Regions from separate parts of the Homo sapiens genome. Here region 1 is linked to region 2. Evidence: chromatin loops called from intact Hi-C (ENCODE). Cell type or tissue: gastrocnemius medialis. All regions are shown on one strand. Region 1 has its middle 21 kb from the start of MIR302CHG. Region 2 overlaps ANK2 (ankyrin 2).

Region 1 (2,500 bases), 510 kb before region 2:
TGAGCTAACCTATTGTCTGCCTCCAAAGTACCTCCCCTCTGTTTACACTTAATTTTTCTTCCTCTACAGCTTCTATGTAAAAATATCACCATCTTGTAAAATAGAATTATTTCCTGTCTAACTTATCTACACTGAGAGAGAGAGAGCTATAATTAAAAGTTTTCCAGAACTGGGCGCGGTGGCTCACGCCTGTGATTGCAGCACTTTGGGAGGCCTAGGCGGGTGGATCACCTGAGGTCAGAAGTTCGAGACCAGCCTGACTAACATGGCAAAACCCTGTCTCTACCAAAAATACAAAAATTAGCCAGGCATAGTGGTAGGCACCTGTAGTCCCAACTACTTGGGAGGCTGAGGCAGGAGAATCGCTTGAACCCGGGAGGCGGAGGTTGCCGTGAGCCGAGATAGCGCCATTGCACTCCAGTCTGGGTGACAGAGCAAGACTCTGTCTCAAAAATAAAATAGAATAAATAAAATAAAGTTTTCCAGGGCATTTTTTTTTTTGAGACGGAGTCTTGCTCTGTTACCCAGGCTGGAGTGCAGTGGCGCGATCTCGGCTCACTGCGGGGTTCACGCCATTCTCCTGCCTCAGCCTCCTGACTAGCTGGGACTACAGGCGCCTGCCACCACGCCCGGCTAATTTTTTTATGTTTTTAGTAGAGACGGGGTTTCACCTTGTTAGCCAGGATGGTCTCAATCTCCTGACCTCGTGATCCGCCCGCCTCGGCCTCCCAAAGTGCTGGGATTACAGGCGTGAGCCACCGCGCCTGGCCCCAGAACAATTTTTTAATGACTGCTTTACTTACTATCCAAAGCTAATGTTTAATCCTGGCATTGTGAGACTCTGCACACACCTAAAGTGTTTGGTTTCATCATACCTCTAGCCTCAAACTACCTATCATTGACATGTAATCTCTACTGATTTTATCCTTAACTTTACAGTGGTCTGAAAAAGTAATAGGAGACTTAAGACCTTGCTTATGTTGTTCTGTCCTCAAAGGTTCTTGAAAACTGACTTCACAAAGACACAGAAACTAAAGCAAAGGGCACGCATACTAGTTTGAGAGTGTGTGAGCTATCAGAAGTGAGAAGAATGCTGTCACCACATGACAAATGTTCTTGCGGCAGCTGGGAAGGCATACATAGCTTCCAGTATGATACAGTATATTTTTGTCTGGAGTCACGTAGTCCCAGTCCCTGCCTTTAAATATCTAGGTTGCTCTTTGAAAGGACAGTCCAAATACCAGATCGTTTAAGATTTCTAATTATTACATAAGCAATAGAGAATTACAAATCTGTTTCTTAAACTTTCCTATGTCAAGGTTGAAACTAGGAACAACATAATATGTTCCTCATTGATGGGATCTTATTTTGGCAGACTTACACAGTCTTTATTTCATACAGTATGATGTGTCTATATTTAGCTAGTTGTTCCTTTCTGGGCCCTTGAAGTAACTTTTTTTGGCTTTGCTGCCCTTAAAGGAAAAGGAGAGATCTATTAACATGAATGAGAACTGGCCACAAATGGGTTTTTAAAAAGCAATAGAATTCCTGAGATGAGGTTTAGGTTTTCTTCAATTGCCAAAACTAATGCACTATTGTTGCTGACCCAGTGAAGAGGGTTAGCTCTCTACAAAATGATCAAATAGATAAATTTGTCTTCAGACCTCTAGGACTTCTCTATTCTGACCCCTTTACCTCCTTGGGTGGTGTCACCCTGATTCTCATATCCCCCACATGGTTGTATGGTTATTAAAATACTTTCCGAAATCTTCCATTACAAGATAGCGGTATCATTCATTCATTCAGCCAATATTTAACTTGCAACTATCAGGGATCAAGCATCAGTAACAAAATAATATATCTACCCTCACTGAGCTTTTACTCTAGTGTCAGGAGATAGCAATAAATAGATGAATACATATATACATATTGATTATATCAGATGATAATACAGACTATGGAGAAAAATAAAAAGAGGAAGGGTGTGATGGTTAATACTGGGACCTAGTGATCGTGTAAGTTAATACTTAATAAACTCCTATATATATATATATCTCCTATTAGTTCTGTCCCTCTAAGAGAGCCCTGACTAGTACAAAGAGTAATAGGGGGCTGGGCACGGTGGCTCATGCCTGGGATCCCAGCACTTTGAGAGGCCGAGTCAGATGGATCACCTGAGGTCGGGAGTTTGAGACCAGCCTGGCAAACATGGTGAAAGCCGCCTTTACTAAAAACACACACACAAAAAAAATAGCGGGGTGCGGTGGTGCAAGCCTGTAATGCCAGCTACTCGGGAAGCTGAGCCAGGAGAATGGCTTGAACCCGGGAGGTGGAGGTTGCAGTGAGCCAAGATTGTGCCACTGCACTCCAGCCTGGGCCACAGGGCAAGACTCTGTCTCAAAAAACAACAACAGCAACAACAGCAGCAACAAAAAAGGTAATAGGGAGTTCAAAGGGATGGTGTGTGTGATGTTGCAAGTGTAGTTAACCTGGAGTGGTC
Region 2 (2,500 bases):
CAAAAAAGAGAACCTAAGGAAAAGAAAGTTCATTTCAAACCAAGTCTACTTCACACTGAAGTATAACAAATACATTAATTGTATGAAAGGTCTTAGGGTTATTTTGAGAAAGAATAATCTCTCAACAGTAAATACTCAATTCTTATCATATTTATAGACCATCTTAGCTTCTTGAGTTAGCTTTTTCTTATAGTGGCCAGCCATCCACTAACATGTCACTATAAAAGGAAAGAACATTTATTTCTGTGAGAAGGCAACATGATCTCATGAAGCCCACACAAAATTTAGAGCCCACAGGTTCAAATTCAAGTTTCATCTCTACTTTGAAGAAGTCAGCTCACTTTAGAAAGTGATATTTTTCTAACTTGTAAAACAGGATAAAAACAATACATTCAATGCTTATACCCCTGGGTTGCAATTTAAGTTAAATTATGAAATGTAAAAGGAGTTTCTAAGGTACATGTGTTCTAATTACAATTACTGTATATAATTCACCAAGAATTATACAAATTAAAATTGACTTACACTCAAAATATGAGGTTGATTCTCTTCAATTCCCTGACTCGCCAGGTATAAAGTAAATGCAAGGCCAGGTGTGGTGGCTCACACCTGTAATCCTAGCACTTTGGGATTACAGTGGGAGGCTGAGGCAGGAGGATTGCTTGAGCCCAGGAGTTCCAGGCTGCAGTTAGCTATGATCGTGCCACTGTGCTTCAGCCTGAGTGGGTGACAGAGTAAGACCCTGTCTCTTAAAAAAATAAATAAATAAAACAGGCCAGGCGCAGTGGCTCACACCTGTAATCCCAGCACTTTGGGAGGCCAGGAGGTGGGTGGATTGCCTGAGATCAGGAGTTCGAGACCAGTCTGGTCAACATGGTGAAACCCCGTCTCTACTAAAGATACAAAAAAATTAGCCGGGCGTGGCAGCAGGCGCCTGTAATTCCAGCTACTTGGGAGGCTGAGGTGGGGGAATTGCTTGAACTAGGGAAGTGGAGGTTGCAGTGAGCCAAGATTGCGCCACTGCACTCTAGCCTGCGCGATAGAGTGAGACTCCATCTCAAAAAAAAAAAAAAAAAATTCCCCAAAGTAAATGCAGTCTCATGCTGGTTCTGTATTTTTATTAATACTATTCAAGACAGTATATTAATTAAATAAAGATTAGGGAAATACAGTGACTAATGTTACCTGCTTAGCTACTGTGTATTAGACTTTGTGCTGGGGCTTTACATGTGATGTCTTATCAGTCAACTGAGATGAAATATTGTGAGACAGGGATTAGTTCAAGTTTACAAATGTAGAAACTGGGCCCACAGTGGTTAAGTGACATTCCCAGGGCCACATGGATCTGTCTGTGTCCCAAGTCCAAGCTTTTTTCTGCTGCAGGATATCTTTTTGAGTAGCTATTTGGAGCTGCCCTTCAAAGTAATACAGTGGTGATGTCCTTTATCTTAAAGCTCAAAACTTATTTTTAATCTACTACTGCTAATATAAAAATAACTTTATTCATAGGTGGTTACAGGATCTTTTAAGTCAAAGAGCACCACCACCAGGATTTCTACTAAAACTCAAATACAATATAGAACAGGAAATGATTTCTAAATACCCAGGAAAGTAAAAGAGACAACTATTCAGCCAAACTATTGCTATTTCTAAGTATACAATATTCAAAGATAATATGGCATATGAAAGAAGAAAAGAAAATGTATCCTCTAGTTTGCTGCTAAGCCTGAGTTTCTAGGGAGCATTACAATATGTAATGTAGAAACCAGGACTTTCTGTACTCTGTTGCATTTCTCAATGAAAGGCAATCTGAGCTGCACCAGCTTTCCAAAAATATCACATGTGTTGGCGTGCTAAGATTCCTTAAACTGAAATTTGAATCAATGTTTTTTCTTTATAAAATTGGTTTCACAACTACCATGAGAAGTTTAAAATGTAATTCCCAAATACTATTTTGCTTTTAATTATTTAAATGATATGGGGAAAATTCATAAATTTGGCACATGAAAATACTCTAAAAGAATGTCAAGTTTTCATTTTTCTTTTTTAAATGATTACTAATATGGTTAACTTTTATTTTCTTTAAAAGATTACACCAGTCATCTTTTTACCGTATTATCTCTTGTACATTTAGAAGAGAAAATAAATCTTAGCGTTCAATTTATTTCTGAAACTCATAAAGACTTACTTTCTTACCTATTCCCTATTTAGTAATTCTGCATAACTTAATACTGTTACAAACAAGATTAACATTCGGACATTAAAAATAAACTGTATAGTATTTTAATAAAAGTTTGTAGCCAGTTACAAGTCAATAAAAACCCCAGTAGTTTCAGAAAGTTTCATCATGTATACAATTTATTAGTTTCACTATAGTGACTTCAAAATGAAAGACTATCACTTAGCATTTATTTAATACAATCCTGGATATGATACCAGTGATTAACAGGTCTTAAAATGCCCTGAATTTTGGCCTTGGCCTTTTACCATTGGAGTTTAA

The links. A loop is a pair of places that touch in the nucleus more often than their neighbours do. Peaks named below come from ENCODE experiments on the same cell type or tissue, not always from the same donor. Only the 100,000 strongest peaks of a DNase experiment are listed, where the experiment ranks them.
Region 1: it touches region 2 in a loop (15-fold over the local background); 1 of 110 quality-filtered maps calls a loop at or near these places.

The regions. Positions count from the first base shown.
Region 1 is chr4:112,670,185-112,672,684 of GRCh38, forward strand. No RefSeq gene overlaps it. Among named protein-coding and RNA genes, the nearest start is that of MIR302CHG, 21 kb to the left of the region's middle. In gastrocnemius medialis, no CTCF peak of the experiment used is centred here; a DNase peak (open chromatin) is centred at 1,109; H3K4me3 peaks cover 509 bases; H3K27ac peaks cover 2,500 bases.
Region 2 is chr4:113,177,513-113,180,012 of GRCh38, forward strand. All of the region lies in intron 2 of ANK2 (ankyrin 2), which reads left to right. Among named protein-coding and RNA genes, the nearest start is that of MIR8082, 26 kb to the left of the region's middle. In gastrocnemius medialis, a CTCF peak has its summit at 1,541; a DNase peak (open chromatin) is centred at 1,819; H3K4me3 peaks cover 631 bases; H3K27ac peaks cover 2,500 bases.